Regions from separate parts of the Homo sapiens genome. Here region 1 is linked to region 2. Evidence: chromatin loops called from intact Hi-C (ENCODE). Cell type or tissue: endothelial cell of umbilical vein. All regions are shown on one strand. Links, peaks and the distances in the headings refer to the core of each region. The heading gives the core; the rest is flanking DNA. Region 1 overlaps LOC100128317 (a long non-coding RNA gene). Region 2 overlaps CACNA2D1 (calcium voltage-gated channel auxiliary subunit alpha2delta 1).

Evidence for each region. A loop is a pair of places that touch in the nucleus more often than their neighbours do. Peaks named below come from ENCODE experiments on the same cell type or tissue, not always from the same donor. Only the 100,000 strongest peaks of a DNase experiment are listed, where the experiment ranks them.
Region 1: it touches region 2 in a loop (6-fold over the local background); 1 of 110 quality-filtered maps calls a loop at or near these places.

The regions. Positions count from the first base shown.
Region 1 is chr7:81,620,810-81,636,892 of GRCh38, forward strand. It overlaps LOC100128317 (a long non-coding RNA gene), which reads right to left. Exons shown (of 11, transcript NR_126025.1): 2 at 4,343-4,417; 3 at 3,564-3,634. Among named protein-coding and RNA genes, the nearest start is that of HGF, 140 kb to the right of the region's middle. RefSeq lists an enhancer at 2,060-3,259. In endothelial cell of umbilical vein, for the core only: no CTCF peak of the experiment used is centred there; a DNase peak (open chromatin) is centred at 7,042; H3K27ac peaks cover 2,355 bases.
Region 2 is chr7:82,026,706-82,042,788 of GRCh38, forward strand. CACNA2D1 (calcium voltage-gated channel auxiliary subunit alpha2delta 1) reads right to left here. Exons shown (of 39, transcript NM_000722.4): 11 at 11,372-11,530; 12 at 6,092-6,196. CACNA2D1-AS1 (CACNA2D1 antisense RNA 1) reads left to right here. Exons shown (of 4, transcript NR_110077.1): 4 at 950-3,250. Among named protein-coding and RNA genes, the nearest start is that of CACNA2D1-AS1, 26 kb to the left of the region's middle. In endothelial cell of umbilical vein, for the core only: no CTCF peak of the experiment used is centred there; DNase peaks (open chromatin) are centred at 9,966 and 13,186; H3K27ac peaks cover 4,082 bases.

The DNA of each region.
Region 1 (16,083 bases), core at 3,384-11,383, 410 kb before region 2:
TTGTTCTTGCAGATTCAAATCCAAGATAGCAGCTCACCCTGCTTACTCCCTTTACCTTCTTGAGAATCCTCTAAGACAAAATAAATATATAATAAAGGCTCTTATTTTAGTAAAACATAATTTGTACCTATCTATATTTATTGCTATCTGAGTTGTCACATTTCCACATCACAAGTACTTCTTGTCTCTGACATAGTTTTGTGATCAAATCCTCGTCATATCCTGTAGCTCACCTTTCAACTCGTCCTTTTAAATGGCTGACACATTTACATTAATACCATACAGCCTACCGTATATTTCTATTTTCCTTCTCCTTAAAACTTCACCAAAATTTTCCCCACCATCCTATAGCTTTTTATATATGTGGATATTTTCTTGATACCAAATATAGCTATATTTGATTTTTTTGTGAGAAAATCTGCCCTTTCTTTTAAATATTACAGGCACGAGCCCAGTATGACTAGTGTTAGTTATTTTCTGATTTCACATTTTTCCAATGAGTATTTATAGAAACTTGTAGATGTCTGAAACATACTTTCTGTCAATTACTGCTGTGATTATTGGTAAGATGACCATCTACTCTATCCTGGCATAATTACCAAGTGTTCTTTCACTCTCAAAATGACTGTTTTGAAGGGTGAATTATACAGTTTCTCTTATTGGAAATATAAGTTTGCTTAGAAATGTTATATCATATTGATAAAACTATTAAAAACTCAATATAAACTGAAGATGTTTTCAATCATATATATAAGATTTCAAGGCTAACTGTCGACATTGTATTTATACTCTGATTTTAAAAAGAGTTCGATTACATATTAATTTTAGTATAAACATTCTAAGGCAAGCAGCCATCAGACCCATTTGCTAATATGTTAATGAGGAAGTGCATACATGTATATTAGTTGCATTATGACAATTCTCACAGTATATGAGGATGATTATTATGGTGTCTATGCATTTCAAGATGTATTTGAGGAAAATAGCCAAACATATACATATGAATGATATGCTAATAATGTGATCATATGATCAATGTTCATATTTAGCAATATAATGTGTTCTATAAGATATTCTCGTAAATCTATATATTTTGGTTTTCCACTAGTCCCAATAACATCTCTGCTCAAGCAGTATAGAACGTTTAGATTTTTTTTTAACTTCTTCCTATTGTTCTAAACCACCTAGGTTATGTATACTGCACTTTCTGTGTCTTTTTCCTGTGGCAACTCCCACTTATCATTAAATACCATCCCCAGATGGAGTTAATTATTCCTTCCATTATCACTGCACTCCCTTCAAAAGCATTTTAATTGCCTGTTGATGTATTTCTTTCCTATCTCAAATTATGAGCACCTTGAAAGCAGAGATCATTCATTTCTATCATCATATTGTATGTCTTGCATACAATATGGAATTCAGTTAATAATGGAATAATATGTGAATGTATGAATTACATGAATGAATGAGTGAATAAATGAAAGTGTGAGTGACTTACTAAATGTGTAATGGTTATGAAATTTAGAGTACAACCAAACGTGAAGAATGCAGCCTTTTTACTTCCTACTTATAAAAATAATTGAGTGTCAGCCAGGCGCGGTGGCTCACACCTGTAATCCCAGCACTTTAGGAGGCCAAGGCGGGCAGATCACCTGAGGTCGGGAGTTTGAGACCAGCCTGACCAACATGGAGAAACCCTGTCTCTACGAAAAATACAAAATTAGCTGGGCATAGTGGCGCATGCCTGTAATCCCAGCTACTCAGGAGGTTGAGCCAGGAGAATCACTTGAACCCACGGGGCAGAATTTGCACTGAGCCAAGATCATGCCATTGCACTCCAGCCTGGGCAACAAGAGCGAAACTCCATCTCGACAATAATAATAATAATAATAATAATAATAATAATAATAATAGTAATAATAATAATTGGGTGTCAAATGGGACCATATTTTGGTATTACAGATTAGAAATCCATTTTCCTCCCAAGAAAAAAAGTGAGCAAAATGATAATAATTAAAATCAGTTTTCACATAAAAATCCAAATTCCTAGCTTCCCTTGGAAAATCATAAGATTTGGCAATACATAGTATGCATTCCTAAATGACAACCATTGGCTCGAGTTAAACAGTAGCTACTTCTTTGAGTACACAGTCCCCATCCCTATATTCTATACAGGATGTCTCATTTATTATTCGTGTATAAATTTGCCACCCAGGATTCAGTGAGTTCTATTAAAGCACTAACGTGGGATTGTTTTAAGTTAAACATCACCAATTTCAGTAAAAATGAGTGACAGACATTTTAGGGAGGAGAAAAGGAATGGAGAAATATGTAAAACTGAGGCATATTTAATGAAAATAATGTAAAAGGCCTTGTCTGAAACTTAAAGGAAGCAAAATAGTGCAATGTTTAAGAGCCTGAATTTTAGATTTGGAGAACTGATCTAGAATTTTGCTAGATTGGACAAACTGCTTAATTTCATAGAGGTTAAGTTCCCTCATTAGAGAAATAGAAGCAATAATAATTATAATAGTTTAGATCTACCTCTTAGATTTGTTGCAAGGATTAAATATAACCATATATATGTAGGCTTGGTTGAGTGTAAAGGTTTTAGACATGCCTAGACATGCTCAGACATTTATGATAGCCTAAGACAAGTCTTATCCTAAGACAAGTCAAAGACATATATAGAGAAGGGCTACAGGAAGAAGGTGAAGGAGAAGGGGGAAGCTTTCTGAGAGACAAGCATCAATGCCTGGAGCCACATCTAACAGCTTCATCCACATTTTGCAACAGTACTTAGTGTAATCTGGACATCCCAAGGGCCTCTGCTGTCTTCCCTTCAAATGTGCATATTCTGTTTAGACACAGCAGTATCTTGCAGATGATTCATTGGGAGATGGTAGGTTTCATTGGAAGTGGTACAATAAAAAGGAGAGATAGTGATACCCAGAAGCTGCCTAGCAGACAAAAGGTAGTACGGCAATAGCAAGTGTCTTCATGAGTGCCAGTGAGACACTTTCAGAAACATGTCTGAGGGTTACTTTATTAGGCAGCTAATATCCTTTGTGATAAGAAGAGGCAAAGGCCAGTAACATTTGTAAAATAGCTACTATGACATTATCTGACAATTGCATTATATAGGTAACAAAATACCAAGTGTGGTATTTTAATATTTGAAGAATTTTCTATGTATTCAGAATCCTCTGTGTAGCAGAGGTAACTTTGCATTCACCAACACCCATATCCTATTCTTCCTGATTCACGGCTACATCTGAGTCCTTTATGTGTGGTTAGTGAATGTGGAAGTGCTGTACACAATTCCAGGCCTGTCACCTAAAAACCTCCAGAATGAGCCTATTAACTCTCTGTGATGATCAGACACAGAACCATCTTCAGTGATCTTTGAGCCCTACTTACTGGGAGAGCCACACAATTTAAAGAACTTTGGTCCCTAAATGACAATGCTGAAAACTACCCATCAAACAGTAACATCTGCAATAGGCTTGAGTGAAAAAGAAATGTCTGTTGTGTTAAGCCACTGGTATTTGGGGGTTACTTACCATAACAAATAAATGTGGTCACCCAAATATTCTGAAATACCATCTCTTCAGGTCATTTCAGTTATCTGAGTCTATGTAAATAAGAAAAAAATAACAGCCAGAGCTAGCTAAAATCAGAAACCACAAGCAGTCTTTGTTCACAAGTAAGTAGTTATTTGATCTGTCCCACAACCATCATTATTTCCAATTTTGCATTGTCTACCTGAGAACTATCAAAAGCACGTCTGTCCTACTCTGTTCCCCATCTGGAAGAAAGTAGACATGTTCAAACTTCCATAGCCATTTCTGCAGTATTGTTAAAAAATCAGTGCACACTCACAAACCTGTACTTTTCTTCCTAAAATAGGGTGTTGACCTCAAACAAAAACAGGTTTAGGCTACATCTACATGGGTGACCATGTGTGGCATAAAATAGATTTTCCAGCATGCGTTTATTTGGCAATGACTTAAAAGTGCAACCAGATGTTTTCATAGAGAACAGCTCTTTTAGCCACAAATGTTTCCAATTTAAATGCATTTGTTTTGACTCTATTTTGCTGCAGATGGAAAACATCCATTTTCTTTCTTTCCATTGGGGATAGACAGTGAACGTTGGCAAATCTCATAGAGAATGATTACCAATGTAGACAAAACTTCGGTGAGAGCTGAATCTCCAGGAGAAAATTTTTAAAAGACAAGTTTGCATTTTAAACAGGTTGGCTCTTTTAAGACCATTTTCCCCCTCTAATTTGTACCATAAGTCTTAAACATCTGTATGTGTTTGAGCCTAGGGAACTTACCTTACTTTTAAGTGATAAGTCAAACAGATCTATTCAGAATGACAGCATAGCTTCCGGGCGTGCCATTGATAGTTACTGCAAACAGATATTTCAGATTTTCTTATCAAAATGTGAATTATGTAGGTGTGCTTTACTAAATTTTCTTGCAATTAGCAGGTTGAAATATTACAGGAATTGTAAATGTCTTTATAAAAATAACAGAAAAGCTTTTCTTATTTTTTCAAAAACAAACTAATGTGTACGTGACAGAGTATAAAATGATCTTGGCAAGAGTACAGATTTCTGTTTTAAGAAGCTGGGAGTTATATTTTAACTCATGAAAAGTAATGTTTTCTTTAACCAAATTATCCTTAACATTTGTTGTTTTAGTTTAACTCTATGATTTCTGAGAAGCTTTTGAAAACAAGAAGATATTTTAAAATTTTATTTCCTGTTTTAGACATTTAAATGAGTAAAAAAGGTCCAAATACTGTTTTGAGCAGTAAAAGTATTGTTTTTCCCCTGGAAGAGTAAAATCTCTGTCAGCCAGACTATAATACTTTCACAGACTGAGCACTGTGATACACATATGCTATTTTAAATGTATAGACCCTGTAAGAAGGAGCTAGAAATGCTAAAATGAATATTAATTTTTGCAGTAGTAATTAGACTGATGCAAGAACAATTGTCTGTTTTTCTCCTATGTCTTCCCACTTGCAAGTATTTCAGTTAAGATGTCATTCTTTGTGGAAAGTATTTACATATATGTTTTCTTAGTTTTTCCTTCTAGATAATATTAACTTTTGTTAGATATCTTTTGATTACTTTATCTGTCATAGATATTCCAATGAATTTTCAGTAAATTAAAGTTCATCTTTTAAAAAACCACTTCACCCACTCTTCAAACTACCTGAAAGAGTTAAGTATTCACCACCTACTACACATAGTCACTTTGGCCTCATTATACAGGATATTGTTCTTACCAATGATTATCTGTTGAGGGAAATCTGGGTTTCTCCTAGACCCCACTTAAAGAGAGGAACACTGTGAGATCTTGGCCCTGTTGCAAAACCTCTCCAGTCATTCTCCCAGTTTGTTATCACTGGGGAAATAACTTATTTTGCCAGACTGCAGAGCTGGACAGGGTTCTAAGAATGTAAAGTAGTCATAGACTGTTTAAATGATCCATTGGAATTGACTGTTGGCTGGCAGAAGTTATCGAAGTTATCTGGAAAAGAAAAAAGCCATGGTTCTCCAATTTTCCCCTAATAGTACTATGTTGTTTAATTTGTAAATTATAATGATAAATAGCAAATATTTTCACTTTACTATTATCTCAATCTGAAATACTATATATGATGTGAGTTTCTAATGGGAGAATAAAAGAGAAGACTATCTGTATTCTACTTGGGCTACATAATTCATGCTACATTTAATTTTTAAAAATTCTACAGCTCTATATTTTTTTCTAAGTAGTTTAGCTTTTTAAAATTATAAAGCATTTTCAGTAGGAATATTTTATACTATCATAAAACATAATTCTTTCTTTTTAAATTCGTTGATATTATATTATGCTTTTGTATGCATTTTTACATTACATTATGCTTAAAAGCATAGTTTTTGTGTTTTATTTAAATTAAATGTCTCAATATACCCTTGCCTCTTTTAAAATACTATTGAATGTTTTCTAACGTGTAAAGAAAGACACTCTCTCCTGCATACACAGCTTGACATTTAGTTTGTCAACTTAATATATGAGAAAAGTGTAAACAGAATATGGAAATAATCACCATAAAATTTTTATTTTTTTAACTATTATTTGGAAATAAAATCAAATTTCTAAAATTATATTAACAAATTAAATATTTACAATTATTTTTCCAAGTATCAGAAGAATTAATGTTCAAGAATTAGCCCATAGAATTAACTTATTTGGTATGGCTTATAAATCAGTTTTCAGATGAATAACATGAATTTTCCCAAGTAATCACTCTTATTGCCATTCTTGTCTTAATGTGAAAATTTATTTTTTTGTCCACTGGTTTAAAGTCTTTAAATGTAGCTAATCTATTTGAAAATATCTTGAAAAATTGCTAGGCCAGTGAGATTCATAAATATCAAGTTACTGTCTTGTGAATTACATTTTTCTTAAAATGTTTGCTTTTACTATTTCACATGCACTTAAGGGATGAATGTTAAAGTTTTTGAACCTATGTATATAGCTTTCAGTTACTTTCATAAATGTATGTGTGCCTTTTTAAAAATCAGAAATTCAAGAGAATCCAATCAATACTTTCTATTACTTTATAGTTACAGAATGTAGTCAGAGTATAGATAAATGCTACTTTGATGATTATTTGCTGCATAGACAATGAAAATCAATGTTTCGTGCTCTATGAAAGTGAAAATAACTTAATTTTAGGAATTTCAAATAAGAGTAGATTTGTGACATAATTTTCCTAAATTTAGAAAGCTATTGTTAAAATATATGGTACAAAAAGTATAAGACGATGAATGTAGTAAACAATAATTTCCTTTCATAAATGATGTCATTGACTTATGGGAATTACTAGGCTGTACATCTGGTACTTAGTGACTAATACTGAGCAATCGAATCAGAAGATCTTAATTCAGTAAAACTGAGTAATCATAAGGATGTTAAGACTTCCTATAACAACTCAATCTAGCCTATGAAAAACATGGTTCTGTAAAATCAGAATACTTGTCTTTGAAATTTATTAATATATGTTTAGCACAATTTATTGAAATCTGTGGAAAACTAAAGTTCCCATTATTCTCATCACAAATAATTACTTAAAATTTAATGTATCAGGAGCCATGAACTAAAAAATATAAAGTAGTCCCTAAAATAAATAAGGTCTGAACAGAGACTCAAGAGGATAATCGAAGAGTCGAAACTTGGTAAACAACAGACTCTTACTTTATGACTAATCTTAGTCACTGATTTATATCTATATTTGTGTAAATTGAACTTTGGCGAAAATAGGATAAATTAATAAGGCAGTAAGGCTTCTAACAGTGACCTTGGGATATTCATTATAATTATGTTCCTTTGTATTCCTTGTCTTGAAAGGGAAGCCACGGGAGCTTATATTCTTGAAATACAGATTTTGCCTAGTCTTTCTGAGCCTTCATTTAACTATACTTTATTCTCCACTCCTAACTCTTTATCCTATCACTTACTTCAAGAAACAAAAATAACAGACATTTCAAAAATACATTCTCAATTTAATGTACATGACATTCTATTCTTGTTTTGTTTCTGCATTAATGAGAATTATTCACTCATAAATCTGTATCAGCTGTTGATGTGAAAATTACTAGAATTTTAAGACAAATAGAGTACCAGACAATGATATACAATTAAAATGCTTTATGATGAAAGCCATAAAATCTTGACATTACACCTATAGATTAATTAGAAGTAATGTAGGTAGTATTCTCTGTATATGCAAATAATTTATGCTGAACATGAAAGCAAATGGTTAGAAATGAAAATGTAATCTGCAAATTGCTAAGGAGATTTGATTTCAAAATCAGAAAGCCTAGATGACCATACTGCTTCCAAATCTGCTCTAGTATTTGCATACCAATTCTATGTATTTGGCAAGTTACGTGATTTCCCTAAGCTTTAGTTTCTTTTTCTGTAAAATGGATATAATAAAAATATCTACCCCAAAGTATCAGGTGAACCAAATATGAATTTATGCAAAGTTCTTACTACAGAGCTAGGCAGATAGTAAGCATTTAATAAAAGGCTGGCTAATCTTAATAAAAATAATACATTGTAAAACAATTTTAGTTATTTTATGTTTTGTACCATCTAGACATGTCAAAAATATAGATTACTATATTTGTTTTTAGATTCATGTGGTGTAATTAGATACTAAACTGCATATGCAGACTATTGTTTATCAACTGAATCTGTCACCATATTCATGCATGTGCTGGGTCTTTTGAAAGACCAATTATAAGCAACAAAAATACAATTTCAATGCTTATGCTTGCATGTTTACAATCTTGTTAGTACTCTGTTAGCAATGAAAATTACAATATTGAATTTGTTAATATGCTGGAAAACCACCATCCCATGTATGTTATTAAAGTCATGTTTAATTGTTTCTCTAAGTGTAAAAGACAAAACTTTTTTCAGTCATAATTTACAGTTTAAAAAGCTTTAATTTGGTATCATGAAAATGAAAATATGGTGATATGTTTTTTAATGAGAAAAGGAGAGAAAGACATAAAATGTAACCAATATGGCTAAATGAATTGAAGTAAAATAAGTTGACATTGTGTTTCATGAATAACAATTGCATAGTAATTAAAGAAAAATAATATTGTTGGTATAATTTATCATCTAGTATGTGGAACTCATGTTTTGACCATTAATTAATTAACTTGTTTTGCTGAAAAATGATATATTAAACTAGTTTTCATTTGAATTTAATTTTGTTCTATTTGTAAATATGCTTGGGATTTATAGTTCTATATAGCTATAAACATTAAGAGTTTATTCTATTCTGACTATAAACCATTTCCAACCTAGTGGTATGTTCTGAGCCATTCCAAACTTAGTGGTGAAAAAGAACCATCATTTTATTTTGCTCATGGATTTTGCAAATCAGGAATTCATACAGGCCACAGTGGAAATTGCTTGATTCTGCAAAAGCATTGGCTTATAGCTAAAACTATCTGGAGGTTTCTTTACCCAGGTTCTAGCGCTGAGATGAAACTAAGAATGGCTTAGCTGGGATTATCAACCAAAGTGCCTGCAGGTGACCTCTCAATGTGGCTTGGGCTTTTCAGACATGAGTCTTCAGACTTCTTACATTATGACTTAGAAATCCAAGACCAAGTTATCTAGGAAACAAGGTGCCTGATCTTTTATAATGGCCACACAAGTCACGCAATATTACTTCTGGTATACTCTATCAGTTACATTGTCATGGAGCACTCAGATTCAAGTGAAAGAGACCTAGACCTGATTTCTTGATGGGAGAAATGTCAAAGAATTTGCCACCATTTTTGAAAACTACACTTGTGTGCCTTCTGACCATAAATTGTTTATGCACATAACACACAGGAAAAATGAACTTACTCTCTTCCAAGACCCTCAAATGACTTGTAAGATCAAGTTCATACTACATAATTTCATTATTTAAATAGAACCAGATACAGTTGAGGCTCCTCAGATGCAATTTTTTTATTATTACAGTTCATTTAGATCCATCTGTCTCCTACCACTACCACATCTGACATTCAATGGTGGGATTACTTCAACAGACATTTTTTTTTTCCTAGAGTGAAAAAGAAGGTACATAAAAGTTGCTTCTAGTTCGTAACAATTCTGTAAACCAGCCAGCCCTACCTGCCATTATTTGATTAGGACCGAGGCCTGCTCCCTGAAAATGATTATCTGCAGCATGTGGCTCCACCTTGCCATTTGTATCATGTTCACATTTTAGTTTACTGCCCATAGACATTTGAGGCTATAAAGGCCTCTTTTTATTTTATATTGTTCACATCCCTTTCAATCTAGGCTGGATTCTACTAAAAACTCTGTCAGTGTTTTATGCATCAGTATAATTCAATTCATTAGGCAAAAGCCATATCTATAAATATCTTTCACTTATGCCTTTTGCTGTCTGTCTTAAGTCCCATTACTGTGTGGGACTGCTGTATGACGAAACCCTTAAGGTTCCTAGAAATCCTATTTAATAGTATCTCCAAGACTTGTTATCCTTAAAATCCTTGGGAGGTCTTATGTCTTCCTGAAACATACTTAAGAAAAATATTTTAACTCATTTTGGGATCTTAACACAGAGTTTTTCTCCCAAACATTGGCTTCATTTTTACCCCAAAGCCATGTTTTCTTGACAGCATTCCGGATCTGATCTTCGTCTTGATGTCTTTCTTTGAGATTCCTCTGCTGGCTGGAAAGACAGTTCTGGGTTCCCTGTGTGTTTTCTCTAAATTCTACTTGAAAACGAATGGTTTGTTCTTTAGTTTATCTCTCTACTCTAAAATTTTAGTATAAGAAGCTAGAAGAAGTCAGGTGCTACCTTTTAACATCATGACTGGAATTCTTACCCATAATAGGGATTCCATTAGGTACATTTCATTTTTTTTAATGTTACTACAATGCAGTGATGTGAAATTTTCTTCTACTGCATGACCAAAGTCCCCTTTCCTCAAGCTTCCAGCAACATTTTCCTCACTTCCATGTAAGCCTTTATGGATAGGTTCCTCAAGGACAGCAGACTTCTAAGTAATTGGTCCCCCAACTAGCATGATATAGGTTTTTTAATGAAACTCCCCTAAGATTTTTGTCCTATTCCCAAATTATCTTCCTGTTTTCTGTTTTTATATAGCAAACCCCCAAACCTTAATGACAAAAACAAACAAACAAACAAAACAAACAAACAAAAAAAACAAGCAATCTTCTCTTGCTCATGGTTCTGTGTCAAAACAGGTGCTGGAGAGGATGTGGAGAAATAGGAACACTTTTACACTGTTGGTGGGACTGTAAACTAGTTCAACCATTGTGGAAGTCAGTGTGGCGATTCCTCAGGGATCTAGAACTAGAAACACCATTTGACCCAGCCATCCCATTACTGGGTATATACCCAAAGGATTATAAATCATGCTGCTATAAAGACACATGCACACGTATGTTTATTGCGGCACTATTCACAATAGTGGGTTGGAACCAACCCAAATGTCCAACAACGATAGACTGGATTAAGAAAATGTGGCACATATACACCATGGAATACTATGCAGCCATAAAAAAGGATGAGTTCATGTCCTTTGTAGGGACATGGATGAAACTGGAAACCATCATTCTCAGCAAACTATCGCAAGGACAAAAAACCAAACACCGCATGTTCTCACTTGTAGGTGAGAATTGAACAATGAGAACACATGGACACAGGAAAGGGAACATCACACTCTGGGGACTGTTGTGAGGTGGGGGGAGGGGGGAGGGATAGCATTAGGAGATATACCTAATGCTAAATGATGAGTTAATGGGTGCAGCACACCAACATGGCACATGTATACATATGTAACAAACCTGCACATTGTGCACATGTACCCTAAAACTTCAAGTATAATAATAATAATAAAATTAAATTAAATAATGAAATAATACAATTAAATTAAATTTAAAAAAAGATTTAAAGACAGTATGGTAGAGAGAGCTTGCCTCTGCTTCATAATATATGCAATCTCAGCAGGAAAAACTGGACTATCTGGGAGTAACTTAAATGGCTGGATTGAAATGATCTGGACCCTTTTTTGTTCATGTATCTTGTACCTGGGCTGGGAAGACTCAAAGGCTAGATTCATCCAGAATTGTTGAGCGGAACTGCTATACAAGGTTTCTCCATTTGGCCTGGCTTTCTCACAGCATGGGATTTTTGGGGTATTCAGACTTATATGATGACTCAGTTCTTTAAAAAGCAAGAGTTCCAGCAAAAGGTAAAACCCACATAGCATTTCATTACCTAATTTGGAAAGCCACATAAGGTAACTTGCCACATTCTTGCATATGAATTAGTCACAAGCCTGAGCAGATTCAAAAGAAAAGACTAGAATCCACTTCTCAATGGGATAAGTGTCAAAAATTATGGCACTATGTTCTAAAACAACCATAATATATAAATCATACATATAAATAATAAGCAAATAATAGTGACTTCTTGTTTTTAGTATAGAAATAACTCCATGTACATATTCTTAAAATACATGCTTCACATATTTATTGTTGGAAAACTGATCTAGATTTTTCTACAAATATCCAACTTAACATAAATATTTCTTTAGTTTATATTTGGTTTGAATATGCAACACAGTCTCCAGGAGTGAGCTGATCAAAATGTGAATATATGGAATAATGTTATACACACTTGCAAATTTATCAGAAAGCAAATTAACTTTAAAAATCCAAAACAATACCAAATATATTGCCCTTTCTTTTTATTAGTCTTTCCAATTAATAAAAGTATAGTCTTCTCTTTCTGACTTATTTAACTATTCCAGTTTTTTATATTATATCTACTTTTTAAAAATTAGAAATTCATACAAGAAATTTTGGACAAAAGTATGTAAGTTGTTTCATATTAATCTTTTAATTAAAACAGCTTTCTGAAAGCATCAGGCAGCTAGAATTTTCAGGGCCAAATACAGAAGAAGAGAAAAGAAACACAAATTGACCAGTATTTTTCTCTGCCCTTAAGATTATACCTAGACCAGCTCTGGTACCTCACACCTGTAATCCCAGCACTCTGGGAGGCACAGGCAGGAAGATCATTTGGGGTCAGGAGTTCAAGACTAGCCTGGGCAACATAGCAAGACCACTTATCTACAAAATATATATAAATAATATATATATTATAATAATATAACTTATATATTATATTATGACTCATATATAAGTGTGGTGGCACACATTTGTAGTCCCAGCTACTTGGGAGGCTTAAATGAGAGGATGGCTTGAGCACAGGAGTTCAAGCTTGCAGTTAGCTATGATCATGCCACCACATGCTAGCCTAGGCAGCAGAGCAAGACTCTATCCTGAAAAGTAAATAAATACATAAAACCGTTTTTTATTCTGAAAGCTGGAGGTGAGAAACTAAGTAGGCAAATGTTTTAGTAGAATCAAAGATTTTGTTAAAGAAGAGGATACTAATAAATCCAACAGATTTTCCGATGAGACTCAGATGTACTACATCACAGGAGTCATAGCACTGCATTATAGAAATTTACCAGGTTTTGGAAGTACCAAAGGCCATATTTGATAAATTTTGCCAAATAAGAAAATGTTATTGCAGAATAGAAAACACAAAAAGATTACAAAACTGAAAATTAAAAATACAAAAACTGGAAAGACAGCTTGAGCTCAGGAGTTCGAAGCTGCAATGAGCTATAATGGCGACACCGCAGTCCAGCCTGGATGACAGAGCAAGACATGGTCTCTTAAAAACAAACAAACAAATATAATACTATAACTGAAACTAAGAAATTAATATGTAAACAAAGTTGAAGAGAGACTTAGTAAACCGAGAGATGAGAATATATCCTACTAAATAAAGCTACAAAGGATGCAAAGTGTGGAAGTTACACCAAAAACTATTAAGCAAACATATAGAAGAGTTTTTAAAAGTCTAGCATACATGTAATTCAGTTTAGAGATGGAAAGAAAGTATAAAATTGAGAAAAAACAATATTTGAAGAGATGACAGCCAAGAATTTTCCAAAACTGACAAAAGATAACAAATTACAAATTCCAGAAGTACTACATATACCTAAGTAAGATAAATACGAAGAAAACCACATCTAGTGGCAAAATTTACATTAGCTTAAAACTAAACATAAAGAGAAACTTTTATGACAATCAGAAAAAATTACATATTAGCACCAAAGGAAAAAAGTCAAAAGCAAAAAAGTCAAATCAGTGACTTCTCAATAATAAAGGACCATCACAGGAAAAGGGAATTACTATATCTTCAAAATGCTGAAAAACATTTTTAAACTCAAAATCTATATCCATGAAGCTTATGCTAAAAAATTGGTCATAATTTTATAATTTTTATGTAGGCAATCTTTTTGCAGAAAACAAAAACCTCAACAATAAAATAGAAAAATATATAAAAGATGACCTTAACAAAAATTATGAATTTCTGTTAATCAAAAGCTATCATTAGATAAACAGACAAGCTATACAGATCAATAGAAAATGTTTGTAATACTCATACCTTAAAAAAGACTTTTATGAATACCCTAAAAATACTCCTAATAGTCAGTGATAGAAAAACAAGCAACACAACCAAAAATGGTTAAAAGACTTGAATAAACACTTCATAAAAAAATATTTTTGGTTGGCCAAAAGCTCATGAAAATGTGCTAACATTATAAGCATCAGGTCAATGCAAATTAAAATTACTACGAGATTTCATTTTACACACAATAAAAGGCTAAACAAACAAAAAGACTGATATTGCCAAATGTGGAGAGGATGTGGAGCAGCTAGAGTTGAAGTGTAAATGTTACACCACCTTTGGAAGACTGGCAGTTTCCTATATGTTAAATAGACACATGACTAAATAATTCATTTCTGGGTATTCACCCAATAAAAACATATGTTCACACAAAGACTTGTGCAAGACAGCCATAGCCATCTTATTTATAATATATATAAAATGGAAACAACTCAAATGTCAATTAATAGAAAATGGATAAATGGTGATATATTCATTTAATGGAATAATATTAAGTGATTAACAAGGAACAAACCATTTATGCAACACTGAGGATACATCTCAAAAACATTATATTGAGAGAGAGAAGGTAAATACAAAAGAATATATACTATGTGATTTCACTTATATGAAGTTCATAAAACAGGTGAAATTAGCCTAAATGGATAGAAATAAGAAAATTTCAGTATTCAGACCTGAAGGAGGATTAGATTATCCTAATCTAAATAAAGATTAGAAACTTTATTTCTTCTTCATCACCCCCCTTTTCCATTTTTAATCAAGTTAGAGATTTTAAAGTATTGCTAAAGTCAGCTGTCCTTTCACCATTCTGTTATCTAATAATAAAGTAGAGCAATAAACCAATTTTTTTTCAAATCCAGTTTCAGAGTGATTAGACAAACTGATCTCACACTAGGAAACAGCTTGAAGTGATGTAAAGTTGGGTATGTAAAGTAGTTTGAACTTAAAAAATTTTTTGTTACATAAATATATTTTAATGAATAAAAAATACAGATAAATGTATAGTCTTTAATCATTACAGAAATTGAATAGGCGGTTAATCCTCCCCTCACTCCCCAGCAAAGAAAACTGCAATTTATACATACTGACACAGAAGTGAAAGTAATGTTTTCCAACTTAGTTTAAGAATGTAGCTTTAATACCAAAACCTGACAAGGACAACACAAGTTCCAAGCCATTCCTCTCGTGAATATAACTTTTTAAAATTATAAGTGAAATATTAGCAATTCACTGATGGTATGTGGGGGCTGAGAGGAGGTATAAAACTACAACTAAGCTGGGTTTATCCCAGGAATATAAGGTTTGTTTAATATTTAAAGATCCTTCAATATAATTCACTGTATTAAAAGAACATAACAGAAAACTCATATTTTAGGTATTCAAAAAGAATCTGGTAATATCTTTTTCATGACATAAAAGTCTTTGTAAACTAGAAATATAAAGGAACTTCCTACAAATGATCTGTAGAAAATGTAAGATTAATGGTGAAATAGTGGAAACTTATTCTTTAAAGTTAGGAAGGAGACAATGCTATCTGATATCATTGCTTCTTATTTGAACATTACTAGATACTTTTCCTAGTCAGTTAAAAAAAAAAGAGAGGTGGTCAAGTGACCATTGTTTCTCTATAGTGTCAAAGCTTTTCTGCAGTATCACAGAAAAATATCCACAATTATCTGAAAATGACATTAAAACAAACTTTCCTTCCAACTACATAAGATTAAACTTCCTTAAAGTATTCAACCAAACAAATGTAGCAACAGATTGAATTAAGGAGCTGATGTAAATATTTCAAATTTCTTCTATTACTTCTATTAAAGAGATTTGCAAAAATGTTAACAATGCCATTCGGCTATTTTTGTTTTGGAAAATATTGTTATTTTCCATAAAATATTTATGAAATATTTATGATAACATATGATTTCATTATTATATTAAATAAACATTTTTAAATAG
Region 2 (16,083 bases), core at 5,293-13,292:
AAGTTAGAACATGTTCCTCAATTCATCCACACACATTTGAAGCCATATTTGAAGATGGTGAAAAATATATAATGTACATATGTACACTATTTTATGTATATAAGCACTCTACACATACACATATGTCCTGGGCATAAACAATTACTACACAAATGCTGTTGTTTTAATAAAATACAGGTATACTCAAAAGTATAACTGAATTAAAGGTGGTTGTCTGCTATCATTTATACTCATTATTAGTGGACACAGAACATGCAAATACTTGTTTTCATTTATTTGTGGGATCTAAAGATCAAAGTAATTGAACTTCAGGAGATAGAGAAGAGAATAGTGGTTATCAGAGGCTGAGAAGGGTATGCTGGGGGTTTGTAGGGAGGTGGAGATGATTAATGGGTACAAAAAAATAGAATGAAAAAGACCTAGTTCTTGACAGCACAAGAGGGATATAGTAAATAATAATGGTACATTTAAAAATAATGAAAATGTATAATTGGGTTCTTTGTAATGCAAAGGATAAATGCTTAAGGGGATGGGTACTCAATTTTCCATGATGTAATGTGATTGCATGCCTGTACCTAAATATCTCAAATTCCAAGATGAACGTTTTATTCATTTAACATGGCCTTCTCACATTAGAAAATGTGGGATGTCATTTAACTTCACAGTGCATATGAAATGTGGGACAGCAATGTTTCCAGAAATTAATACCTACTTGTCAAATTCAGAAACGTGTTCCATCTCTCTCTCAATCCCTCCTCTTTTCAAGATCTCTATCAATTAGCCTTTCTCAGTTTTGTATCTATAAGCTTTCCTTGTCTGAGTATCCTTTCATTCATCTTTAGCCTATAATAATGTATAAGGTCTTCTATTGTAAAATAATATGCATATAATCATATGTGTGTACAGGTATATCTCATTTTATCATGGTTCTTTGTTGCATTTTTTACAGATTGGAGGTTTGTGGCAACCCTGTATCAAGTAAGTCCACTGTTGCCATTTTTCCAACAGCACACGCTAACTTCATGTCTCTGTCACAGTTTAGTAATTCTTAGAATAGTTTAATCTTTTTCATTATTATTACATCTGTTATAGTGATCATTATATCTGATACAGTGAATATAGTGATATCATACTGTTATATTCAGTGGTCCCTGAAGCTGGCAGAGGTTGGCTCATGAGGTGTAAGGAAAAAAGGCATCTCTATAACATAAAAGTGCAAGGTGAAGCAGCAAGTGCTGATGTAGAAGCTGCAGCAAGTTATCCAGAAGATGTAGCTAAGATCACTGGTGAAGGCCACTATAATAAACAACAGATTTTCAATGTAGAGAAAACAGCCTTGTATTTGAAGACAATTTTATCTAGGACTTTCATAGCTAAAAAGGAGAAGTTATTGCCTGCTTCAAAGCTTCAAAGGACAGGCTGACTTTCTTCTTAGTAGCTAATGCACTTGGTGACTTTAAGTGGAAGCCAGTGCTCTTTTACCATTCCAAAAATCTCAGGGTCCTTAAGAATTATGCTAAATCTACTCTGCTTATGCTCTGCAAATGAACCAACAAAGCCTGGATGACAGCACATCTGTTTACAGCATGGTTTACTGAATATTTTGAGCCCACTATTGAAACATATGTTAAAAAAAAATTATTGCTCACTGACAATGTAGGTAGTCGCCCAAGAGCTCTGATGGAGATTTACAAGGAGATTAATGTGTTTTCATGCCTGCTAACACAACTTGCATTTTGTAGCACATGGATCAAGAACTAATTGTGACTTTCAAGTCTTATTAATTATTTAAGAAACACATTTGGTAAGACTATAGCTGCTATAAATTGTGATTCCTCTTACTGATCTGGGAAAACCCAACTGAAAACCTTCTAGAAAGATCCACAATTCTATATACCATTACAAACATTCGTGATTCATGGGAAAAGACAAAAATATCGACATTATCGGGAATTTGGAAGAAGTTGATTTCAACCCTTGTGGATGGCTTTGAGGGGTTCTAGCATTCAGTGGAGGATGTAACAGCAGATGTGGATGTGGTGGAAACAGCAAGAGAACTAGAAGTGGACACTGAAGATGGGCTGAATTGCTACAATCTCATGATAAAACTTGAACAAATGAGGAGTTGCTTCTTACGGATGAGCAAAGAAAGTGGTTTCTTGAGATGGAATCTACTCCTGGTAAAGATGTTGTGAACATTCTTCAAGTGACCCAAAGGATATAGAATATTAGATGAACTTATTTGATAAAGCAGTGCCAGGGTTTGAGAGAAATGACTCCAAGTTTTAAAAGTTCTGTGTGGGTAAAATGCTATCAAATAGCACTGCATACTACAGAGAAATCTTTTGTGAAAGGAAGAGTCAGTCAATGCAGCCAGCTTCATTGTTGTCCTATTTTAAGAAATTGCCATAGCCATCCAACCCTCAGCAACCACCACTTTAATCAGTCAGCAGCCATCAACATTAAGGCAAGACCCTCCACCAGCAAAAATACAAAGACTTGCTGAAGTCTTAGATGATCGTTAGTGTTTGTTATACATTTTGTGAATTAAAGAATAGAGTATTCTTTAATTAAGGTATGTACTTTTTTTAGACAAAGTGCTATCACACAATTAAGAGACTACAGTATATAGTAAACATAACTTTTATACACAATGGGAAAACAAAAAACTTGTGTGACTCACTTAATTGCAATTTTCACTCTATTGTGGTTGTGGTGATCTGGAACCAAACCCTCAGCATCTTTGAGGTATGCCTGTGTGTGTGCGCACAACTTGACCCTGAGTTAACTGTCTTATTCTTCTCTTTTATTTCTTAGCAAATTTGCCATGATTTAAAAAAGAAAAACAGCTTATATTTATATTCCTACTTCCTCATTCCTCATTTACTTCTCAACCATCTGTTGGCTTTTGCTCATATCACTTTATGTAAGAGAGGTCATGCCAAAGCTATATACATGGTTCCTTGTTCCTGGAGGGGATATCCATTTGAAACAGATATAAATATGTGTGGATATATATATATGTATGTATGTATGTATGTATGCAGGCTTTTATATATGTATTACTGTGTATCACAGAACTTTGTTATAGCCTCTGAAGTTAGAAAAACAAACAATATAATATGCAGTTCCAAGAATATTTTAATTTTTATGTTAGAGACAAAATTAAATGAAACATCACCACAACTGAATGTTAACTACTTAATTTTCACAATTGCCTTGGCATTAATAAAGGTTATATGTTTTCAGGAAAAATGTGTGTGTCCTTAAAACACAGCATCAGTATGTTAGCAGACAAAGAGCAGGACTGTTGAAGTTGAATATAACTTGATTTATTAGTTTTATAAAAGTACATGTGATATGAATCTTTTTATCATGTGGTTTATCTTGTCATGAAATGCAACCTTTGTTTAAAAAGTTGAGCTCCTGTAAAAGGTGACTGGAATGAGAAGCTGTATTTCAAGATAATGATATTTAGATTGGACATTTTTAGGATCCATACATAGAAAAGAAGCTTTAAACCCATAAATTCTTCACTAATTCAACCAACTGAACAATTTGTGAAAATAGTGGATGGAATACATTTACTTTCCTTATAACATAAAACTTTGTGTGTTTAAAAAAAAGAAAAAGATCAAATTAATGATATGCCTCCAAGACACTATGTGTTAATCCTGGATGTATAGAGAATTCCGAAACAGGAAAAAAAAAAACAAAAAACACCACATTTCTGAATTTACATGAAAGCAACTTGTTCTTATTTATATACTTTTAGTTAAATCCACCTGAAAAAACCTTTATACTCTTTTAAAATCGGATATATCTCATGCACAAATTTGAACACAGAATGTAAAATTCATTGCCATCTTTGAGTCAAAAACTTTTCATTTTTGAAATAAAGTATGTAGAGGTGAACAAGATTCCTAGTGGTTGCTTTGGATGATTACATAATGAAAGGAAAAAAATGATTTATTTACACTTAGTACCTATTAAAATGATATAAGTAGTGGCTTGCACTTATATACTTCTATCACAAAATAGTATACTTAAAATTATGACAAATATAAGATGCTAAAAAGTCCCTTCCAATTATCAGAGTAAGATTAATTTGTAAATTTTTGAGATAGTACATTTTATATTAATAGAATTGAATTTTGTGTTAAACTTTTGTTATATTTGAGTTCTTCAAAATAAGGAAATGCTAGATTATTTAAAATATGTGAAAGCAGCATATTCCTTGCCCCCAGTTATATTTTATAATTATAAATCTGTCCTGTAACAGCACTCATGCTTCCAACCTCTGTTACGTATTCTCAATTTATTTGTTGTGATGTATTAGGAACTATCACTGGATCTGTGCTCTGGGCTGCATGCCTAAAGTTCACAGTTAAACAGGACACTGTCCCAATACTGTAGATTTTTTTTTTTTAATCCAGAGAGGAACAGAGGAGAGATGCCATGGGTAGAGTACAGAGTGAAGGATATGTATATGGCTTTGCACAGTGTGCTATGGGATCAGAGGCCAAGCATCTAAAGGAGCCTACAGTGGCAAGGAGGTTCAGGGACATCTTCCAGGTGGTGAGGATTACCCTGAATTTTGATTAAGGAGTAAGAGTTATTAAATAAAGATATGCACATATTAGTTAATGCATCTGGATATTCCCATTCATTTCTGATGATTTCTTTGAAAGAAATATTCGTAGAATCTAGTTATCACTTGAAAATATTCACAATCTATTAACAGCTCAGTTCATTTATCAACTTTTCAAAAGTGGTTCCTCTATGCTATTAAAATCACCAGATGCTAAACAAAAACCAAAAGATGTACCCTTAAACCTTACATTAAACTGTATGACACTGTAGTACATGCAGTAAGCAGAGTTTAATTAATTTGAAATTATATGTGTATTATTTCAGTCTTTTGATCATTTTCAAATACTCATAGGCCGAAAATTTTAGCACCTAGAGTATCTTAAAGGGTTCCAAAAATTTTCATCAAACTGTTCGCCATTATTCACAATATTTTGTCACCAAACCATCTGAACATATTCATTTTTGTCTCGCTTTTCAACACCCAATCCATGTGTGTTCCTCAAGCACATATAAAACAATCCATTAGAGCTAGCAATAACCACACCTTTCAAAATGGTGAAAATTCCAATCAGAAGCAAAGTGAATGGGCATTTTACCCTGCAGAGTCTTCTTATATATAAATGTATGATTTTTGTAGAAATTTTTGAAACACCAGAAAGAGTTTATAATTTCTCATTACTTTTTAAATGAATCATTAGCATTTTAGGAAACCAGGTTGAGAATCACAGTATTCTTACAAAATGTGGAGTGTTGGTCAGAAAATTGAAATAAGCTGATAATAGGACGGCTAGAAAAAGTAGTTAGAGTTTTGATTGAAGCTGATATTCCTCCACAGTATCAGGTTCAATGAGGTCCCTCTCTGTAATACTCTTCCCTTATAGTAAAACATACATTCAAATATATTCCAACTACAAACACTAATCTTCACAGTCTTCATTTGCTTATGAAATGCTTTCTTTTAATACATTATACCTATAAAAGGATTTGTCTTCATCTTTTCTTGAAAGGAATCAGTTTTCAAATGAGGATGTAGTTTTTGCTGTTGTAAACTGCCTTTTTGTAAATTTACAAAACAATACTTAGACATTTTTTGAGTATTTAGGAAATTTGAGTATTACTGCAATCTTTAATAATTAAATAATATAATAAATTTTATCCAATAAACCTTAAAGTTTAAAATTTTTCCTATTTTACCATTCCTTTGATTTCTCTATTTTAATAACATTTTATTTACAATCTATGCATAAGAATAAAATAGGACCCATACATATACTTTATTAACATATTAGGCATGAGTTGCTTGTGAATATGATATAAATATTATACTTAACAGCTCTCTAATACACCTATTAGTTTATAATCTATGATTCATATGGCTTTATAATTGGCACAATCAGGTTTTAAATCAAAAATTCTCCCCTCACTACCACTACCCACTATCTCTTTAAAAACCACCTAGATCATTATTAAAATTTAAATATTATAAAATTACACTCACTTTTTTATCTTTATTGTATTTGTTAAATATCTCCTGGGCTCTCTCTTCTCCTCCATCCGTGAATAGCATAATAATCTTATTGCAGTTTGCTCTGGAAACATTATACTGTTAAAAACAAAACCAAACAAAACAATATGCGTATTATTCACAATAAAAGAGAAAATAAAGCTATATGGAACGAGCATGAGCAGGTTGCAAGTAATTAATGAAATATCTGCTCACAAAATATATTCTAAGAACTGGTTCCTGGATCAGTTCAGGCCCACCCCCTTCACCAGGCCTTCCCCTCACCACCCAGATAACCATAAGTCTATCTCACTTCCTTCAGTCTTTGATCATACGCCACTTTATCATGAGGTGATTACTCACAACTATGTTTTAAATTGCAGTCTCCCTCCAAGATAGTATGTTTCTTCATAGCATTTTACTTTCTTTTATATACATATTTTATTTTCTTGTTTGTTTATTGTTGGTATCCCCCAACAGAATGTAAGCTACATAAGGGAAGGAAGCTTTGTCTTTTTTGCTCAAAGACTTCTTTGTCCCTCCATAGAAGACTGCCTAGCACATAATAAAATCTCAGTAGTTTATTAAAAAAATGAGCTTTTAATAAATGTCAATTTTATGCACATATGATTTTATAGTATAAACAAAAAATAACATTAATTTAAAATGTGTATCTTCAATCCACTTTCAAATAAGTGTTTTCTTCCCTCTTTATTCATTCTACTTTATTCACTTCACATGTTTGAAATCACAAATCCTAACACTGGTCACCTAAAATGCAATGCTCTTTTGTTCCTTTGTAAATGCTGATACCTATTCCCAGGATGTCCTCTTATCCTCTCTCAACCAACCACACATATTCTAATCCTGAAAGACTCAAGTCCATGGTAAATCTTCTTACACTTTAAGGTCTCCAAAAGAGTTAGATATGGGAGAATGATGGATTAGCACCAAAGGGCCATTAAAATGAACAATTAATTTAGAAAGCTGGACTTCTCCGAGGTCCAAAATTATTATCTTAACTTTTCTACTGTTGTGAAATGTGTTTGCTTTAAATGCTGAGAATAAAAGATCACACTAATTTATGAATGCTCAGCTTCTTTGAAAATGTCAACCCTAGGTTCAGTGCTGTCCAAAAGAAATATAACATGAGCCTCATATGGAACTTTAAATTTTCTAATAACTACTTTAAGGGGAGTAATAAGAAATATCTGACATTAATCCTAATAATATATTTTCTTTAACCCAGTCATCCAAAATATTAATCAATATTAGGTATCAATCAATATTGAGATGTTATACAGCTTTTTCTTCCATAAGTCTTCAAACTTCAGTATGCATTTTATACTTACACAACATATCATTTCAGATCAGCCACCTTTCAAGTGCTCACTAGCCACCTGTGATTGTTGTTACCATATTGTACAGCATGGCACAGCCCTGGCTTTTAAATGACTAATATTTTTTAAAAATTATTTTTTCTTTAGTGTTCTAAGTCATTGAAGGTCCATGCTCTACCTTATTTTTTCAAAGAAGATAAAACCCATTTTCCCTTGTGAAAATTAATAAATACAACGTTTTTCTTTATTAATGAAAAGATCCTGTTTCAGGTCATCTCATTCCATGGACTCAGCCATTAGAACATTGGCAGTAAAAGCTTTTAATCAAACATTGTGAAAGCACAAGTATTAACTAATATAATTTGTCACTTTCAACATGGCTGTTATCTTTGAAGGTAACCTATCTGAAAATCTGACTACACAAAAAGTTGCCTATTTTATCATCAAAATAGTTTTGTGAAACATGCCTCAAATCCCTTAACTAAAATTAGTTTCTCTAGTGATTTGTCTTTTTTATCTGCATGTGTAAAATAGTCAAAATAATATGTACCTAAAGAACTATCCTGTAAAAATGTTAAACAAAACCATAGGACATGGTTTTGTTTTTGAAGTACTGAAAGTACTATTATTGGATGCAAATATCAATGTAAATCAACACATTAGGTCTTGCTGATCATTTGTATACTTACGTAAATAAAATTATAACAACATTTCCCGAGAGAGAGATGTTAGGGCATACACAAAAGAAGGAATATGGGGAAAATAAAGAAATTGTTTTGCCTTCAACATGATTTTTCCTAGGAGTAGCCTCTCAGGACTTGTGGTGGAGCCAAGTACATAATAGCAAATTTTCCATGCATTTGCAATTATCTAAAGAATCACACAGCGACAACAATTAACTGGCTTTGAACAAATTAAGCCAAAAAAACAAGATTGTTTCAATAAAATTACAATTAGTAGAGTTGGTAACTTACTTTAATATGGTAGTTTGCTGTATTTCTGTGTGCCAGTATATAGCACAGCATCTATCATATATACACTCTATATAAAGTTTTTTTGAAAAATGCATATATATGGTAATATTTTATGAAATGGTACCTGAAGATTAATTCAAATCTAAATGTAAGTTTTACTTTGGGACTGATATGTCTAATGCTATTTAATACTTGCTTCAGTGATCTTAAAGGTAAATGCTGCGAGGACAAAAAAAAAACCAGAATGGCATTTGAGCAATAAGATGACTGGAAGTGTTTGAAAGAAAACACAATATGCTTCAAATTATTTTAACATAAAGAATTTCAATATATATGTGGGATGTATGGAAAGTAAAACACATTAGACTTACTTAGGGAACAACTGGGACCATATTTTAAAAATCACTACAATTGTAGCAGTTATAAAGGCAGCAGGAGAGGCCAATAGGAGTTAAATCATATTTTATCAGCAACTAGTAATAAATCTGGAAGTTAATGTGGCCTCTCTAGTGAGGCTACCTCTGAAATTGTACTTTACACTTGAAACTCCTGATCATTTCACAACTGAAACCTAAACAGGAGGCAATGAAGTGAGGGGAAAAAAAATACTAAGAAGAATAATTAAAATGCCAAGATCAAGGAAACTCAATTATTGACTTAAGCAAAAAATAATTTTTATCAAAAACAACCATATTCCTTTACTAGAGGAAGGATACATCTTAATCTAACGGTTAATTACAGTACAATTTTGTAGTTTTGAGCTTTTAATTTTTATTAATGAACATACAACATTTAACAAACATATGCATCTCACCACACATTATTTCCCTTGGAAATAGCAGGGCTGCACATCTCTGATTTTCTGTCTTCTTAATCTAACGGTGTCTATTAAATAACATGACCTCAAATTCAACATATCTGAAACTGAGCTATTTCTACCCCCACATTTCCTCTATGTGTGTTCCTGTGCAATCATCTACTTACTAGTTCAGTTCAGAGAATGTAGAGTCACCTAAGCCCCTCTCACTCTGCAACCCAGCCCACACCACTTAATCAGTTCCCATGCCATGCTCCTTAATAGCTCCTCACTTCTATTCCCACACCAGCATCTCTACGAATACCTTCCTTAACTTAGAACACTCCAAGGCCATACTATAAAGTTTTCCTTTGCCCCTAAACACTTCCTTAACTGATACCTCATGGCCTTTCCATTTCCATCAAGTTCCTATATTGCTCATGTCCCAACTATGCCAGCCATCTGCAATTTTTTACTGTGCTATGTTGTGTCACACTTCTGTGATTTGTCTAAAATATGCTCCTTTTTCTGAAATAATTTTCCCTTCCTCTACCTACCTAAGTTCTAATCATTCTTCAAAACCTCATTTTCACGGAAATGCCACACTTTTCCTGACCTCCTTTGAGGAGCTGGGCCCATCCTCTGTGCTGTCCCAGGGAACACGCTAAATATCCTGTAATGGCACTTGCACACTGTTCTGTGGATGATGATTTAGCACTCAGAGCAGCTGGTCCTGTTTACTTCTATAATTCCAGCACCAGCACTATGACAGGAAATGGTGATGCATTCAATAAATTTTGGCTGAATGAATAAATGAATCACCCAATTGGATATCTCAAAAACTATTTAGAATATTCACTCAGGAACAACAAACTCATATTTGCATAAAGATCAAATATAAGAGTTCATTCAGTGATTCAGCAAATATTAACAGACATTATGATCTGACTTTTTACCAGATGTGGGCTAGTAATTACAGCAATAATGACCATGACTCCAATACCACCCAGCAACCTACACCTGCGTGTGGTTTGCTACATGCCAGGTTCCGTGGACAATCTTATGCACAATTCTCTGAGGTACATGTCATAGTGACCTCTAATGCATACAAGTGGAAACCAAGGTGCAGAGAAGTAAGGTTCCTACTCTCAAACATGATAATAATATTGCCTAGTAAGAAATAAAATAATTGAACAATGGTCCCTGCTTTTAAGTAACTCAAAGTGAAATAGAGGGCAAGGCAATTTAAAAACACTAGTCCACAGTATGAGACACACACTATAAGGCTGGAAGCGGTAGCTCATGCCTGTAATCCCAGCACATTGGGAGGCCAAGGCGGGTGGATCACCTGGGGTCAGAAGTTCAACACCAGCTTGGCCAACATGGTGAAACCCCGTCTCTACTAAAAATACAAAAATTAGCTGGGCATGGTGGCGGGTGCCTGTAATCCCAGCTACTTGGGAGGCTGAGGCAGGAAAATCGCTTGCACCCAGGAAGCGGAGGTTGCAACGAGCCAAGATCGTGCCACTGCACTCCAGCCTAGGTGACAAGAGTGAAACTCCATTTCAAAAAAAAAAAAGACACATGCTATAACATGGGGCAATAAGCACGCCAGTATCTGACAGTCTAGACACTGATGAGTGATTGTGGGGAATCCTCACTCAGAAAGAATTCCTGCTCCGGGAGTTGCATTTCTGTTCATCTTAATGTCTACCATTTGGAACTTTCTGTACATTTTAGGAACAATTTAAAGACCCAAACTAGATGTTTAAAACTAAAATGTTCTCAGTAACCATTTGATGATTGAAAGTGCAAGGTTACAGATAAATACTGTGGTGATTGAGATAAGAAAAAGTAATGATATTCTATATAGGCCAATTAAGTTTCAAGTGCTTATTCAAAATTAAATTATTTCCTTATAAATTTTTTTAAAACATAGATAAAAAATATCAAAAACTTAAAAATCTACATTTTAGATGCCTTTTGAATTTTAAATTCAAAGATAAAAATAGTTCAAAGGTTTCTTCTGCCTGCACACATCTGTGTTTTAAATAAATGAAAAACAGCACTATCTAATCCCAGAGAGTAGTAACTATCAGAATATTGAAATTCAGATACTACAATTGAACAACAACAACAACAAAAGACATAGCATGATACTTACATTAAGCAGCTGTTCAAAAGCAAAACTAAAGCCCTTCTTATAATCTGTAATTCCTTTGGCTGTGATATTATTCACCGCGTCTTTCAACACTTTTTTATTTCTTACATTTGCTTGGACAAGGTGCTGAAAACAGCTTACATCCTGAGCATTGCTGTTAAACTGCAAAAGATTAAAAAGTAAATATATAAATGAACATTAAAATCAACCATATAGTTTTCATAGAATTTGTGTTTGATACTCCTAAACGGTATTGCATTGCTTACTCTTTCAAATGGAAAAGTGAGTAGGCTGGTGACAAAGGTGCATTAAGAAACCAATGGCTATTTTCATCTGAGCTACCAACCCATACTGGAACGCTGAGTCTGCTGCTTATATTCCCGAAGCCTGCTTTCCCTGCTTATAAATTTGAGAATTAAATTATATGACATCCCTTCTAGTTCTCAAATTTAATGAGCATGTAGAAAAAATAATCCAAAGCAATGAAATAGATGCAGGATCCAGAAATGATATGGGATGCTTGCCCTGGTTGTGTGGACATGTTAAATATTTTCATTGCCTCTTATTAGGAAAGACTGGTTGGAAAAGTAATACACTGAATAACATGAATCAATGTTTAGTCATTTTGAAATCTGATGGTACTGTCTTTCTACAGAGGCTAACAGAGGAAAGCAATCTGAATCAAGAACAACTGGTAGCCTTTTAGAAATATCACTTTAGAGGTTACTAAAGAGTGCCAGGGGAACCTTGGAGGCAAGGTGATGGAGCCCTGAACAGCAGAGAGGCTGTGGGAGAGAAAACATCAACTCCAACGATAACTGCCCAAAATGGAAAATTTAAGAACGATCATCAAAGTAACTTCGTCAACCCCATAAAAAATATTCACATCGTTCCCTGGATATTTCCAAAAAGAAAGAACAATAGGAATGCTGCAACAAAATCCAGGATAAGAGGATGAGTGGAGTCATCCAATCATTTATTAACTCTGTAATTTGTGAAAGTTATTCAGGCTCTTGGCACCTAAACTGTCACATCTGCAGAATGGGAATAATAAAAAAAAGCATATTTGCCAGAAAAAAGGGACTGGCCAGATAAAATGTTAAAGATATTTTCACATCAAAAACATATACTTATTTTAATGAGTGGGTCATAAGTTATTACATATTCTTGCAAATATAATTCATCATTTTTTTCTCTGAAGATCACTGAACGTAATTATAAGGTACATTGCACAGTTCATCAGTTTATTAAGCAAATATTTACTAGCAGCCTATTATATGCCAAGAATCATGGCAGGTAGTAGTTTTATGCTTTCAGACATAATTATCTGCACACACAAAAATACCATAAATATATAAACAGTTATATAGTGTCTACTATGTGCTGCATTTACTACATATTCTACAAATGTAAATCATTTCGTCTTTGCAAATGCTCTGCAAGATAAACATTATCATTATCCCCATTTTATCTACGAAAAAAACTCATCCTGCATTGCCTCTCAATATAGTATAATAAATTATGATTCATTCTATAAAGCAATATAATATTATGCTCTAGAAGACAATATCAGGAGAGGCATTTCTAATTTGGACTGCAAACATTTGAAAGAAAATTCTCCTAAGAAAAGGCATTTCCTGTGATTCCAGAGAAATGTTCCAGTGAAGAGCACAAAGGAAGAACATTCCAAGCAAACAGAACAACATGTGCAAAGGCCCTCACATGGAGACAAAAGAAGCCTTTTTAAGAAAACATAAAGAGAGTGAGTTTAGCTCGGTCTCATAGGAGGACAAAAGACATAAAATGAGTTCAGAGAGGGAGGCAAGGGCTAGATCATGTGGAGTCTAATGGAAATGCTGAAGATGATTTTATTTTCTGTGAAATGGAAAGTCACTGGAAGATCTTAAGCCAAATGTAAAATAATTGAATCTGGAATTTTAAGAGTGCATCCTAGCTGCTGTGTGGAAAATGGACTTGAGATGAGCACAATATAAAGCAGGGAGAGTAATCAGAAGGCTTTGCAGTAACCTAGCTGAAAATACATAGTGGTTTTGTTATTTGTGGAGATGGTTAGAAAGGGAAGAATTCAGGAGGTATTTCTGAGAAAGAATCAAATAGGACTTGGTGGTGGATTTAGCAGGAGGATGCATAACAGAGCGGTATCTTCAATAACTGCCAGGTTTCTGACATGGGCATCTGGAAGGATAGAGGACTGGAGGGATGACTGGTTCAGGGATAATTGAGGAATAGAGAAGAGAAGCACAGAGTTCAATTTAGGGTGAGGTTTCAATACATGTGAGATATGCAAGTGTACATGTCAAGAAATGATAACATTTAAAGCATGAGGCTCAAAAGAAGTCTTGGCTAAATAATTTATTCAAAAAAAAAAAAAAAAAAACAGAAGGCTTCAGGAAAAAAAAATGGTTTAAAGCCATAGGAAAACAAAACAAAAAAAAGTAGAGTAGAATAGCAGTCCCTGAGAAAACTAAGTAAGAGCAAGTTTCCATGGAAACAGGAGAGAAATCAGGAGATTGGACTGTTTTGGATGAGAGAAAAATGTGTCAAAAGGAAGACACTGTGTGGAGACAGGGAAGATGGGGACTTAAAACTGCCCAGTAGGGCCGGGCACAGTGGTTCAGACCAGTAATCCCAGCATTTTGGGAGGCCAAGACGGGTGGATCACCTGAGGTCGGGAGTTTGAGACCAGCCTGACCAACATGGAGAAACCCCGTCTCTACTAAAAAATACAAAATTAGCCAGGTGTGGTGGTGCATGCTTGTAATGCCAGCTACTCATGAGGCTGAGGCAGGAGAATCACTTGAACCAGGGAGGCGGAGGTTGCAGTGAGCCAAGATCACGCCATTGCACTCCAGCCTGGGCAACAAGAGCGAAACTCCATCTCAGAAAAACACAACAAAACAAAACAAACAAAAAAATGCCTGGTGAACTCATCCACATTATGTAGGCAGCCTTGGGTTGGGGGGGTGGGGAGGGCAGAACGAATGGACAGCAGGAGCATCTGAATGCAGGCAAATCTGCAAAGTGCCTTGGCTGGATGCAGAGCTGGAAAACAGGGTGGCATCTGTAGGGTAGACTGGGGGTCAAGAAAAGTCTATTTTAAAGCTAGGGGTCACTCAAGCATAAGAAGACTGGTGTTAAAGAGAGAAGGAAGAAAAAGATGCAGGAAATAGAAGAGAGGTAAAAAATAAAGCTCGTCGAAAGGTAGGGACAGATGGATCCAGGTGACACACAGAGGAATGGCCCTTTAGGAAAATGCACATCAACTTCATTATTCTAGGAAAGAAGAGTGGAAGCTGACCGAGCCAGGTGGTATGTGGATTTGGATGATGATAGTTACTGTCTGTGGCATTTGTCTCCTTTAACAATGAGGCAAGATGATCAGGATAATGAGAGGAGAAGGAAGGCTTAGAGAAAAGAAAAAACAAGAGGTAAAATGTCCTGCACAGATAGTAAGTCCTTTTTCATGTTTATTTTGAACAAGACTTTCATGAATATCACCAGTGTGAGAATAAAGTTCCAGTATATTTATTTACTGTTTTCTATAAATTCAAATATTGAAAACTGAGTATCTTCAGGTCCAAATGACCAGTCCCACTGCCTCTTTTATCACTCTTCTATTCTTTGGTTATTGGATGCAAGCTTATTCTACATGTTCCATTTTCAAAACAAATAAATGTTAGCATTTCCCTGTATTGGTAAGTAAAAATACAGTTTGCCAATACATTAATAGTAAAGTGACCTTAGAGAATTATTAGAAATGGTTACAGGAAATATTATTAACTGACTTATTTAAACCATGAATCACCATAAAGGTACAAGTTATGCAGAAATTGAGCACTGAATAATGTATTGCTCAGAGTCTTTCAGTTGGCCTTGACCTGCTTTTAACACAGAAAAGTGAAGCATCTCATTAAGTGACTTTAACACAAACTGATTAAATGTAAATTCATTCATTAAATATATATTCAGTAGTGTATAACAGAATTACTATAATTGCACTCATAGTAAAACTCACAAATAATGTACAGAAAGGAATAACTTACAAAGTATAACTCCCTATAGCAAATCTTACTCTCCTAGGAAAGTGATGAGAAATTTGAAAGTTTACAATCAGATAAGACTATATTTCACAGATATCTTAGACTCATCAGCTTATATCGTATTATGTATGTTTTAAAAATAGGTTAATTTTCATGGGCTGAAGTGGCAGTCTTTGATAACACGTGCCTACATACTAATTTAAAACCACATATTAAAAACCTTAGAGCAAAAGTGTAATAGCAAATATATTACAGAACTTTGAAATGGTATATGGCGAGTGAAAAGAGATTGAAGGAGCTCTGATTTTTTCATCAATTAAGAAAATACTTCTTGTAAAAGTGTGTATTTAACATGACAGAGTCAGAAATCCAAACTAACATCACATTGATTCCTTTTCCAATCCCAGAAAATTCAACTAAGTAGGTCACTCATTAGAACTGCTGAGGACAATTTCTGTTAGCCTGTTTAGATAGGAAGGCACGTGTGTTAACATGGGCATCTGGGGTAAAAATCCTGGAGGGTTTGTATTTCTACTCCAGCATTGGGGCATTCTTTCCTTTGCCCTTCCACATCTCTTGTTCCTTCTGCCAAAAACACTTTTTCCCACTATATGTACTGTTCCTCTGCCTACAATACTTTTTCTCCCTTCTTCA